3 separate regions of the Homo sapiens genome follow, and regions 1 and 3 are each linked to region 2. The links are chromatin contacts, found by Hi-C or POLR2A ChIA-PET in ENCODE. All regions are on one chromosome and are shown on one strand. Each heading gives the region's core, a stretch centred on a gene start or an enhancer-like site at or near the end of the contact. The rest is flanking DNA. Distances are from core to core; before and after follow the strand shown. Region 1 overlaps POU2F3 (POU class 2 homeobox 3). Region 2 holds the start of OAF (out at first homolog). Region 3 holds the start of TRIM29 (tripartite motif containing 29).

Evidence for each region. Hi-C counts contacts between places; a loop is a spot of excess contacts on that map. ChIA-PET counts read pairs that join two places held with the same protein, here RNA polymerase II (POLR2A). Pooled maps may share reads with other maps.
Region 1: a map of PC-3 shows a loop between it and region 2 (15-fold over the local background). The contact joins the enhancer-like site here to the promoter of OAF in region 2. A Hi-C loop is called at or near these places in 4 of 168 maps with a recorded cell type or tissue (DLD1, PC-3, dorsolateral prefrontal cortex and 1 more) and 6 of 50 pooled maps. POLR2A ChIA-PET finds 5 or more read pairs at or near these places in 3 of 52 experiments (MCF 10A, Panc1 and activated naive CD4-positive, alpha-beta T cell).
Region 3: a loop to region 2 is called in a map of mammary epithelial cell, with 2.0 times the contacts of the local background. The contact joins the promoter of TRIM29 here to the promoter of OAF in region 2. A Hi-C loop is called at or near these places in 3 of 168 maps with a recorded cell type or tissue (PC-3, PC-9 and mammary epithelial cell) and 1 of 50 pooled maps. POLR2A ChIA-PET finds 5 or more read pairs at or near these places in 3 of 52 experiments (MCF 10A, PC-3 and PC-9).

What each region holds. Positions count from the first base shown.
Region 1 is chr11:120,300,473-120,304,538 of GRCh38, reverse strand. It overlaps POU2F3 (POU class 2 homeobox 3), which reads right to left. Exons shown (of 13, transcript NM_014352.4): 6 at 2,171-2,253. Among named protein-coding and RNA genes, the nearest start is that of TLCD5, 23 kb to the left of the region's middle. Within about 2 kb of position 2,230, at least 8 of the 41 ENCODE cell types and tissues checked have a DNase peak (open chromatin) inside an H3K27ac peak, as active enhancers do.
Region 2 is chr11:120,209,725-120,213,564 of GRCh38, reverse strand. It overlaps OAF (out at first homolog), which reads right to left and starts at 2,533. Exons shown (of 4, transcript NM_178507.4): 1 at 2,055-2,533. The coding sequence starts at 2,285. RefSeq lists silencers at 2,216-2,325, 2,416-2,465, 2,646-2,905 and an enhancer at 3,239-3,780.
Region 3 is chr11:120,135,952-120,140,082 of GRCh38, reverse strand. TRIM29 (tripartite motif containing 29) reads left to right here and starts at 1,970. Exons shown (of 9, transcript NM_012101.4): 1 at 1,970-2,855. The coding sequence starts at 2,052. LOC105369529 (a long non-coding RNA gene) reads right to left here. Exons shown (of 3, transcript XR_948100.3): 2 at 1,646-1,736; 3 at 1-1,323.

The DNA.
Region 1 (4,066 bases), core at 981-3,480, 91 kb before region 2:
TCATGGCCTTCATAGAACTTTCCTAAAATGTCAAACTCTTGTGCCTCATTTTACTTTCTAAACCACCATTTTCTTTCATGAAAGTGTTTTGTTTTTAATCAAAGGTATTTTAATCAGTACCTTTATAAAATGCACCTTGATCACATTTGGGTTGCTAGGAGATATTCTTTCTTTCTCTCTTTTTCTTCTTCTTCTTCTTTTTTTTTTTGAATCAGGATCTCACTCTGTCACCCAGGCTAGAGTGTAGTGGCACAATCACTGCTCACTGCAGCGTCAACCTCCTGGGCTTAAGTCATTCTCCTGCCTCAGGCTCCTGAACAGCTGGGGCTACAGGCGTGTGCCACCACACCTGGCTAACTTTTGTTTTTTTAGAGACAGGGCTTCACCATGTTGCCCAAGCTGGTCTCAAACTCCTGGGCTCAAGTGATCTACCTGCTTTGGCCTCCCAAAGTGCTGGGACTACAAGTATGAGCCACCGTGCCCAGCCAAATATTATTTCTTGAGCTTATTTTCATAGGAAAACGTACCCTTAAACCTAGAACCATGCTGTGCCTATTTGGGGTCAGGAATGAATCCGATCTTAAGGACATCTATCATTCCACAAGGATAGAGTGGAATCTGGGCCTAGGGGTCCAGGCACTGTGGCCAGCTAGCTCAAAGGGCTAAATCCACCTCTTCTCTCCTTTTTGATTTACTTTTTGTAGACTAAACATTACTTCTTCTCCTCTGGGATATTTGGGTTTACCATTCAGATAGGTATCCTTATGATGAAGAAGGTAAAAGGACCTCTAGAGAGAAGTTTAGGAGTCTTTCCCCCAGTGAAGGGTCTTTTAGTCTGAAACCATCATGAATTTGGTCTTAGTTTGCAGGGAGAGGGTGTGTGAGGAGAGTGTGGCATAGACCAGACCCTCAGGACAAAGCCCCAGTCCTCTTTGAACCTTCCTTTTCATTAAATCATTTGTTCTTTCATTTGACAAAGACTTATGGGGCTCTCTGCTAGACCTTCTCCCTCCTCCTTTCATCTCCAATCCACTGGCAAACTGCACTGATTCAACTTCCCAAAGCATCTCCTCAATCATCCCCTCTTCTTATTGCCACAACTCTAAGCCAATCCTTTATGACCCCTCCCCTGGATGATCTTCATAATCTTCTATGTGGTCTCTCTGCTACCAGTCTCTCCATGCCAAAATATGATAAGAGATGAGAGTTGATCTTGAAGATTCTAAGATCTCTTCCAGCTGTAAGCCCATGGCTATGAGATTCTGGAGAGGGCAGCCAGGAGGAGGCGGAAGAGCAGCTTATGATGCTGGTGTCCCCATTTCAACCACTAGATGGCGAGCTTCCCCTCCAGGTACTTTTAGTGGCCTCAGCCCTCTCTGAAGGCCGGGCTCTTGGTGAGCCATGGGGATCTTAGCACAGAGATCTCTGCAGTCATTCCCAACCATTCTGCCCAACCATCTGTGCAGAGCCATCTCATGCAGCTGTGCAGGTTATTAACTGTACAGGGGCACCCAGATCAGGGGAGGAATGGCAGCTAAGATACAGCTCATGCTGCTGTCGCCAATCTGTCCACCTTGGCATGAGACTGCACCTGGCCAGAAGAGGTGCCTTTTTCCTAGTTGGAAAAAAGGTGCTGTGTGGAACCATGGCAGCTCTGCAAACAACCCCTCTCCCAGACCTCAGCCCACTGGCCTATATACGTGCCCACTGCAGGAGGCAATCTGGAATAGTGGCCCAGAGGTGAAAGACACTGGCTTTGTGGTCTGGGACATCAGGTCTGTAGTATTCTAGTCTCCCTCTTGGGGCTTGAGAGCACCTAGGTAGGGTTCGTGGCCATCTTGGTATGCCTGAGAAGTGAGCTGAGCCTGGCTCTCAGAGGAGCAATGCTGGGGCCTGTGCAGGGTTGGAGTTCAGTGCCTGGAGCATGAAGGAGGCTGGCCTGGGAGCTGGAATCTCTGGATTCTAACTGTGGCCCCACCAGTGACACTTGGTAAATTGTCCCCCCACTTGCTGTAGCTTGGATTTCCCCTGTGCCAATGGATAGTTCCCTGCTATCCCCTCTCCCCAGAGGGGTTAGTGCCCTGTTAAAGGGGTAGGGGGAAACCAGTGAGTTAAACTCAGTGAGAGCTGAGACATTCCTAGAGGAAACAGGAAGAATGGGGTTGTTTACCTGGGATGCCAGTCCCGGCCCAGTCTGTGGGAGGAGGAGACCGCTTTGTTGCTGTGGAAAGGGGAGGAGATTTGGCTGCAGACCTGGGTGAAAGGGGAGGGACAAAGGAACAGACAAATAAAATCCAGGCTATTTGAAACACATGTGCTACAACTTTGGCACCACGATCACTGTCCCCACCCCCTGCCACCTGATCAGGTCCCTCCACCCACCTCAAGTCCCATGGAGAGGCCCTCCTAGCACTGCCAGGCATTGCCACATACAGGTGGAGGCAAATCAGATACAGGGATAAACAGACATGTAAACAGCAGTCCCCAAACCAGTCCTTCCACCTGCCCGCCTGTCTGGAGAGGCGTAGAGGCTAAGGAGGGTCAAGACGATCTACTCTGGGATCTGATTACCAGAGCTGAAGAAAACCAAGAAGGGAAAGGATGCAGGGTGGCTGCTGAGAATTCAAGCTAGGGCTGAGGATTTTGGCTTTCCCTGCAGGAGAAGTAGCTGGGTTATGGCTACAGAGGCCCAATCAAATCTGCGAGGATGCCAGACCAAGCAGATACGACCATACGGCTCTAAAGGGCAGTGGGCCTTAGCCAGAGGCATGTGGCTGACCAGGACATTTTATACTTGGGAGAGAGGGCTGAGAGAGGAGGGAAAGTCCAGGGCTGAGCCTCTGGAAACTCCCTTGGGCAGTATGTATTATACCGGCTTCTCCATCCTCCCCAGGAAAACGGTACATGAGGGACTCTGCCTGGTTGGTGGCTCACTCTCCCAGCAGGAGTGGGGCCATCAAACCACCAAAGCAGACAATGGGGTTGGTCATCCCAATCGCTTGTCACTCAACAGCACTTTGGGGTCTCTGTTTTCCCTAGGCTGTTCTGGGTCACAATGTACATACAGCATCTGCTGATGTTGACCTTTATGCTCTTCAGTTTCAAAAAGTCAGGGCTTCATTGTTCATTATTAAAATACATAGGCAAGAAAGCTCTTACAAGGAATCCAGAACTGGGAGTTGAGAGGCTTGGGTACTAATGGCAATTCTGACATGGCGGTTGAAATGGATACAGCCTTTTCACATGCATTATTTCAAGTGACTCTCAATAATCTCATGAGGCAGAGCCTTGCTATTATCCCATTTTTTCAGAAGAGGAAATGGAAGCTCAGAGAGGTTAGGTAACTTTCCCCAAAACACACAGTTAGTAAGTGACTTTTTAAAGAAACCAGTAAATTTTTCTGACTCCAAATTTGGAAGTGTCTTTCCACCACTGCATCATACACTGACCTAGGTGGTTATAAGCCTGGGCCATTTTCATGTCGCTCTCCAGTCTTCTGAAAACAAATTAAACTGTTACCTTCCCTTTTCCATTCCAGGAGTATGATGTTTATTTTTTAACCAAAATAAACACTTAAAAATTCAAATAGGGTCTCATTCATCACCATAATATTCTGAGGTGCCTTGGAAACTAAGGATAGTGACTGTCATTTGTGCAGGTGCTAAGGGCGGAAGGCAGAGTTGCATTTTGTTTGGATTCTGGATTTCCAAAACCTCTACTTGGGATTTGTGCAACAGGAGAGAGTTTATACTTCCTCCATTATTTTTTTTTTTCAGAGACAGAGTTTTGCTCTGTCGCCCAGGCTGGAGGACAGTGGTGCAATCTTGGCTCACTGCAACCTCTGCCTCCCAGGTTCCGGTGATTTTCTTGCCTCAACCTCCTGAGTAGCTGGGATTACAGGCATGCACCACCACACCCGGCAAATTTTTGTATTTTTAGTGGAGACAGAGTTTTACCATGTTGGCCAGGCTGGTCTCGAACTTCTGGCCTCAAGTGATCCGTCCACCTCGGCCTCCCAAAGTGCTGGGATTACAGGCGTGAGCCACCGAGCCTGGCCAACCCTCCA
Region 2 (3,840 bases), core at 1,284-3,783:
CCAATGGAGAAACCTGGAGTTAAAGGGACTTGGGAAAGCTGGTTTCCTTTCGGTGTCTTCCACTCCCAATTCCCTCCCTTGCTGATGAAATTGGAGATGCCAGAGGTGGGTATGAAATGGTAGCTTCTGGGTCAGAGGCTAACCTGAAAATCAGACTTTAGAAACCTGGGTGGAGGTCTGAACCACTGTAGAGATTCAAATGAGGTGCTCACAATCTCCAGATGCATTTTCTAACTGGGCAGTCAGATGACCAGCATACCCTCACTCCAATCCCCAGCACCCCACCCCCGCCATCAGCCACTACTGCCAGCACATCACAGCTACCTGGGTACTTCTTAGCCTCTCCCTTCAGATCACAGCAATAAAAACCTTCCAGATGTAGCTAAAGGCTATAAAAGCTCAGCCCTACCCATTGCCTTTCACTGTCCTGGCCACAGCCAGGGAAGTCTCTCTGCAGGATTCTAGTGCAGCCACAAGATGACATCCAGTGGGCAGGGGGTTGGGAGCCTCACAGCCTGGCCTAAGGCTAACTTTCAAGGACAAAGGGCTTGGACAGAAGATTAGATCCCCGATTCCTGATGGATCCAGCCACTAACATAGATTTTTCAGGAACAGAACACACTTGATAAAATTCTCCTAGGGTTTAGGTGGGGAGGCAGGGTGCCTAGCTTAGGCCTGCGGAGTAAGGATGGGCTACAAAGTCTTCCCATTTGTGAACGCTCACTACCCCACCCCCCATCTGCCTGCTTATGTCCAATGTCAGTGCCAACTCCGTGGCCCTGGGGCAATCAGCGGTCAAGCCTCACCCCCCAACCCCACCCACCTCTAGCGGTCAAGCCTAACCCCTCACCCCTGCTAACTATGGCAATCTGGCTGGGTCCCTAACTGACTTCCCAAACTCCGCCACCTCTCCTCTAAAGCGCCCTGTCTCTACGAGGGAGGAAAGACAGGCAGCTTCAGCAAGGGTCCCCGGGGCCCCGGGCTCCCCCAGCTATCTAATCGGCTTCACCCCTGCACTCCCCCAGGGACAGAGCCTCACAGGGCCTCTCTTTAGCTGGGGGAAGGAGACAGAACGCTCCTTTTGAATACCTAAGACTTACCCACCCTCTTTTCCTCCAGCTTTCCTGCTGCTGGGTCACTGTTAGTCACTCACCATCCAGGCCCATTTCCTGATAATCCCCCAGCCCCCTGGGTGCAAGGCCCTTCTTATTCCCTCCAACACAGACACACACACACCAAGAGCGGGCTGGTCTCTAACTCCCAAACCGTAATCTGGGACACACACCCACACACCCACACCCACCCACCCACCCACCCACCGGGCTGGTCTCTAACTCCCTAACCCTAATCTGGGCCAAAATAGGGGGGTTGGCTCGCTTCTCTGCCAGGCAGAGTGAAGGGCAGCACTTCTCCCAGAGGGAGGGGGCCTCAGCTGGGGTCTCTCTCCAGGATCCTCCTGCTGCAAGCGCCCCAGCCTTCCAGACCAAAGAGGAGACAGGGCTTCTCCCGGCTTGAGAGGGACCAGGGGCAACCAGCTCTCCCCAGAAAAGTGAAACAGAGGGAGAGGTGACAGAGGGACTCCAAAATGTCAGGGCTGGGAGGCCTCGCAGACCCCTCAGTGCCCTGTACAGGGGTGAGAAGCCAGGCCCATAGGAGGAAAGAGGCTTGCTTGCTCTAGATCACACAGGGAGAACCCACAGTGAGAGCCCACAGCGAGAACACTTCGCCTAGGACTTTCCCACTAGAGCACAGGGGAATGACTCCAAGAAGGGAGTCCAGTCGTTAGTAGGAGTTCTGGAGGAGGGTTAGCACCTGGGGGGCTCTGGGAGCGCTGGAGGAGGGAGTGAGAAAGGGAAGCAGAGGGGTTCTTTGGAGAGAATGAAGGGGTGGGCCCTGGGGAGTGGGCAAAGAGGTGTAGAGAAGAGCCCGGCGTGACCTTGGGCCAGCTGCGTCTCCCTCCTGGGCCCGTCTTTCCGTCTGCAGGCAAGAGAGCGCCTGGGATCCCGGGGGGCTCAGGCTTGAAGGTGCCACCCCGGCGAGTGAGGGCGCCTCACCTTCTTGAAGTCGGCGGTGAAGGAGACGAGGGTGCCGTCGGGCTTGCGCAGCTCGAGGCTGATGCTGTCCGCGTCGCTGTCCGCCTGCAGGCTCTCCTCGGTCACCTGGCCGTCCGGCAGCCGCACGCGGACCCGCAGCTCGGCCGGCGCACCCGTTCCCAGCAGCGGCGCGAGCAGCGGCAGCAGCAGCAGCAGCGCAGGGCGCGCCAGGGGTACCCCGGGAAGGCGCATCCCCGGGGGCCGCTGCCGTCCGCGGCCCCGGCGCGCCGCGTGGGGGCGGGGAGAGGCGCAGGCAAACTTCGCCCAAAGTTGGGGGCTAGTTCGGGGCGCCCGGGAGCCGCTCCGCCGGGGGCCTTGGCCGCGGGGTCGCCCGCGAGGTGGCGCGGACGCACGTGGGTAGCGCTCAGCAGGGCGCCCCCGGCGGCCCCGAGGCGGAGACGGCGCTGCCCCGGCCCGGCTCCGCGGCCCCGGGCTCCAGCGCTGCGAGCCTGTGTTTTGCACTTTTCATTCAATCCCACCCCCCGTCACTTCCTTCAGAAAACAGAAACCACCAGGACCCGCCTTAAAGAGACCGCGCACCTCGCGGCCCTTAAAGGGCCCGCGGCTGCTCTCCGCACTTCGGCGTTGGCCGGGCAGGGGGCGGGGAGAGGGGGCAGCGGCTCCGCGGCTTTGTGCGAGCGGCCTCCTCGACCTCCCTCCCGCCCGGCCGCGCGGAGTCAGCGACCCAGGCGGAGTCAGAAGTTTGCTCTCCCGGGGCAAATCCCTTCCTTCCAGCAGGGGCAGGACGGGTGACTCTTCCCCCGCCCTGCACCGCCACCCCCCCCCCCCGCTTTTTTTTTTTTGGCTTGCTTTTGTGCCACGTGGATGAAATAATCGGGCTTGGATTTTTAGGGGTTTTGTTTGGTCTTTCAGTTTCTCTGACAGCGAATTTCTAAAAAGCTTCTGCAAAATCAGACCTCGCTTTGCACTCTGCCTTTTCCCTGCCCCACACTGGGAGGGTGGATCGGGGGTTCTCGCCCAGCTTTGCCACGGCCAGGTGTTAGACCTTGATGGGTCAGGTCACCCACTGGGACGCGGCCCTCAGGTTTTGTGAGCCCCTGTGCCTCTTTCCTTTTCAGTCCTGCCTCCCGTGCTTCCCGCATTCACGGCCTTTCCTCAGTCCTGCCCACCACCGCAGACCCGGTTCTTTCTCTCTATTATAGACTATGAAAATCCAGGGAAATGTTGGATTCCAGGTCACTTGGGAGAATTTCCAGGGACTCGGGACGCTGGCGCTCCACGACAGTGGCTTTCCCACAAGCCACAAGGAAACATGCGTGCCCTGCGGTGCACCCCAACAATAAGAAGGGTGAAGACCAGGAGATCTGGATTGCTGCCTCCTCTGATTAGTTGTGGAATTTAGGCACGTTTTAAAAATTCTTTGGGCTTAAGTGTCCCCGTGTGTATCGTGGAAGCTGCTCAGACCTACACTGTCCTGCCAGTCCCAGGCAAGGGAAAAAGCCCCACGAAGATGCTCAAAACCAATTGTTCCCTGACTTCCATTTTCACTTCTGTTGGGACCTTGATTACTGATGGGTGAAAACTCCCTTCTCTGCAGCCTCCTTCCCTTCTAGGGCTTCCCCAGCACAGGGCCATGTGAACTGCAGGGTCCGGCTAGAATCGGCCTCTTGCTATCATCCAGGGGCCCTTCCCGCTACCCGCTCTCTGCTGCCTAGATTTAGGACTGAAGGGAATTTAAGAGACTACCAAGTCAGCCTTTTCCAAATTTGCCTTTCCTGAAGAATCA
Region 3 (4,131 bases), core at 721-3,220, 73 kb after region 2:
GGGTGCATGAACTGTAAGAACTAGCGGAGGCCCTCCAGGGTGCCCCAGGCTCATCCAGCATTGATGTTGGACTGTAGCCAGAACCCAATGACTTTCCTCTTCTGTTTCTTTGTGTCCTCTCTGTTCTTTTCTCCTCACCGCCTGTTCTCTCCAGGTTAGGGAAATATTATTAGGGAAAGGGGAGGGGCATGTCCCAATCCAGCAGGCCAGGACAGGACTTCCTTCTCTCCTTCTCCCTCCGTACCTCAGGCAAGAGCCCAGAGAAATTGGGCCTGGCATTTTGAGTAAGTGTCCCCCTCCCCAGAAGGCCCAACAAGCTCTTAGCCAATTCACCAGTGAGTTCAAACAAGAGGGGGCTCCTTTGGGGCCCACAGACAGAGACCTCAGGCAAGAGGAGAATCCCCGTCATGAAGCCAGCACTCCCCACGCCAACACCACCTCACATACATCCTCTCATAAGTGAACTGCTTTGTGAGGTGGGCTTGTCTCTGCCCTTGTTCCCAGGGGCTGTTTTTGCAAAGGATTAGCTGCTCAGCCTGGTGAGGCAAAGGGGCGGGGGCTTCCTAGCTTGACATGGATTGGAGGGGAAGGAAGGGAAACCCATTCCCCTCCACACAGCCCAGAACCTGCCACGCCAGCCTCACCTACTGTCTGCTCTGCCCTGCCCAGCCTGGCCTTGGAGAGGCACGGCCCTTTCCTTAGGGGTTTGGAGGCTTCCTAGGACCAGGTCAATGGGTCAGAGCCCAGAAGTGGCTGGGGGGCATGTCCTACAAGAGCTAAGGGTCCTGGTGTTCCGCAGGGGCCACGGAGAGGAAGGGGATGAAGTTTGTTTTTCTCACTTTTCTTCCTGAGGTCTGTATTTATATGATAGTCATATTTGAACAGGTGACTTCTGAGATTATCTGAATCTCACACTTTGCTGACCTCTTTTTGGAGGGCATTGCCTGTGGCCTGGCCCAGAGAGGATGGGCAGGTGTTTTCTGAGTCACACAGCAGACCAAGTGTGGAGACAGGTGAGAGTCAAGTGTTTGGGCCCTGAGGACCCAACCACCTGGGCTGGCATTGCTTGGATTCCCCTCATTGTTGTGCCTTGGTCATTTGAATCCACGCAGGTAGCAATAATCTAAGGTCTATATGTATCTTGTTGGGGCCATTGGGATAGGACAGACTCTCAGAAGCCATCTTCTGATGAGATATTCAGGTGACTCCATGACCACCCAGCTGAAGAAGGGACTTTGGCTTCTCAAAGGCTTAGGGTTCAAATCCCAGCTCGGCCACTTGACTTAGGCCAGTGAGTTATCTTCTTAAAGCCTGTTTTCTCATCTGTTAAAAAGGGGTAATTGAACAGGTTTTAGGGAAGCCTGAATGAGCTCGTAATATATGCAATACCTAGGAAAGTGCCTGGAGGTTGGCAAGTAGGGTTCAATACTCAGTAGCCAAATCAAATGGAACCCATCCTTCCCCCTTAAGGTGAAAAGCAGCGATACAGTCCCAGGGTGGACAATCTTTCCTCTGAAACTCAGGCCTGCAAATTACAAGGCTATTTGGCTTGTGTGACCCAGTTAACAGCCCTGTGTCTGGTAGGCCTCTGCAGACACCTCACCTTCTGCCCCAGGGGCCTCTGGGCTCAGTGAAGCCTGCCCACTTGTGAAGACGGAGACTCCCCGCTCCCCGGATGAGAAGCAAGTGCGTCAGAGGGAAGCAGCCCAACTGGTTGCTGAGTTGTGGAAAATAAGCTGGGGGAGAAAAAACACTTCTTTTAAAAATCAGGTTAGGGATGAATGTGCAGGGCGTGGTTCCTGTGCAATTATCTGCTCTGCTGGCTGCGGGGCTCCCTGCTTCTCCCGGGCCGCTGTGTCAGGCTTGTGCCTGTTGCTCCTCCCCTCCACTCCTCCCCCTCCTCCTCCTCCGCCTCCTCCCCCTCCTCCTCCTCACAGGTGTGTCTCTAGTCCTCGTGGTTGCCTGCCCCACTCCCTGCCGAGACGCCTGCCAGAAAGGTCACCTATCCTGAACCCCAGCAAGCCTGAAACAGCTCAGCCAAGCACCCTGCGATGGAAGCTGCAGATGCCTCCAGGAGCAACGGGTCGAGCCCAGAAGCCAGGGATGCCCGGAGCCCGTCGGGCCCCAGTGGCAGCCTGGAGAATGGCACCAAGGCTGACGGCAAGGATGCCAAGACCACCAACGGGCACGGCGGGGAGGCAGCTGAGGGCAAGAGCCTGGGCAGCGCCCTGAAGCCAGGGGAAGGTAGGAGCGCCCTGTTCGCGGGCAATGAGTGGCGGCGACCCATCATCCAGTTTGTCGAGTCCGGGGACGACAAGAACTCCAACTACTTCAGCATGGACTCTATGGAAGGCAAGAGGTCGCCGTACGCAGGGCTCCAGCTGGGGGCTGCCAAGAAGCCACCCGTTACCTTTGCCGAAAAGGGCGAGCTGCGCAAGTCCATTTTCTCGGAGTCCCGGAAGCCCACGGTGTCCATCATGGAGCCCGGGGAGACCCGGCGGAACAGCTACCCCCGGGCCGACACGGGCCTTTTTTCACGGTCCAAGTCCGGCTCCGAGGAGGTGCTGTGCGACTCCTGCATCGGCAACAAGCAGAAGGCGGTCAAGTCCTGCCTGGTGTGCCAGGCCTCCTTCTGCGAGCTGCATCTCAAGCCCCACCTGGAGGGCGCCGCCTTCCGAGACCACCAGCTGCTCGAGCCCATCCGGGACTTTGAGGCCCGCAAGTGTCCCGTGCATGGCAAGACGATGGAGCTCTTCTGCCAGACCGACCAGACCTGCATCTGCTACCTTTGCATGTTCCAGGAGCACAAGAATCATAGCACCGTGACAGTGGAGGAGGCCAAGGCCGAGAAGGAGGTAAGTGCTGGGGCCCCTCCTGCCCCTCCAGGCCTCTCCTCTCTCACCCCACCCCTCCGAACTTCATCTTCTCCACTCGGGCTTCCTCGGGTTTGGGGCTTAAGTTTCTACTGTCCTTGGCTCTTTTAGAAAACATTTATTTCCCCTCATGCCCCCTGTCCCCCCTAATCCCAGCTGGGGATCAGAGGTTGCTCCCCAATCCCCTAAGGTCTCAGGAGACAGGGACATTTTCTAGATGAGCGGATGGAGACTCAGAAAAGGTTGAGGGCCTGACCAAAGTCATAGGATAAATTCGAGTCAGGTTAGAGAGTATGACCCAACTGCATAGACCTCACTTCTGGGCTCTGTGCCTGGCTGAGGTGTTTCTTTCTTCTTCTTCTCCTTCTCCCTCTTCCTCTTCTTCCTCCTCTTCTTCTTCTTTTATTTTTTTTTTTTTTTGCTTTGAAGAAGAGATAATTCCTCCAACCTGAGTCGGACTGGCCCCTGGGGAATGGGTTGTGGGTGAGGAAAGATACTAGAAGGAGAGAATTTTGGGGCCCACTGAAAGGTCCTTCTTGCTGTCTTTGTAGTTTTTATTGTCGTACAGTGGCTTCTTGTTCTAGCTGATCCCCAGCTGGTCTCTTGACTTCCTCCACAGCCTCCTTTATCCTTCTCCCAGCTGGGCCCTGTGTTTTGCGTGTGTGGTTGTGTGTGGACACACATATTCCTGCAGGCGGACACCGTTGGGGAAGTTTGGAGTTTGTGTGTGGATGGCGTGTACGTGTACAGCTAGTCCCTGACTTAGGATGGTTTGATTTACAATGATGTGAAAGTGCTATGCTTTCAGTACAGTATTCCATAAAATCCAACACTTTATTACAAAATAGGCTTTGTAGTAGAAGATTTTGCCAAACTGTCGGCTAATGTAAGTGCTCTGAACAAGTTTAAGGTAAGCTAGGTTAAGCTATGATGCTTGGTAGGCTAGGTGTATTAAAAGCATTTTTGACCTATCACATTTTCAACTTACAATGGGTTTATTGGTAAATAACCCCATCACAAGTTGAGGAGCATCTGTATATGTGTTTATTTTATGTGCACGTGGGTGTTTTTGTGCCTTTGTGGATGTTTGCATGTATTCATATATGTGATACGTAAGTGTGTTTGCATGAGTTCTATGTGACTGTGCCTGTACTTCTATGGGGAGGAGCAGAGGCAAGTGCAGGCTTGTGGATGTAGCATACCTGGGGAAGGTGATTTGGGCAAAGGGCCCAGCTGTGGCCACTGCCCTTTGCCCCAC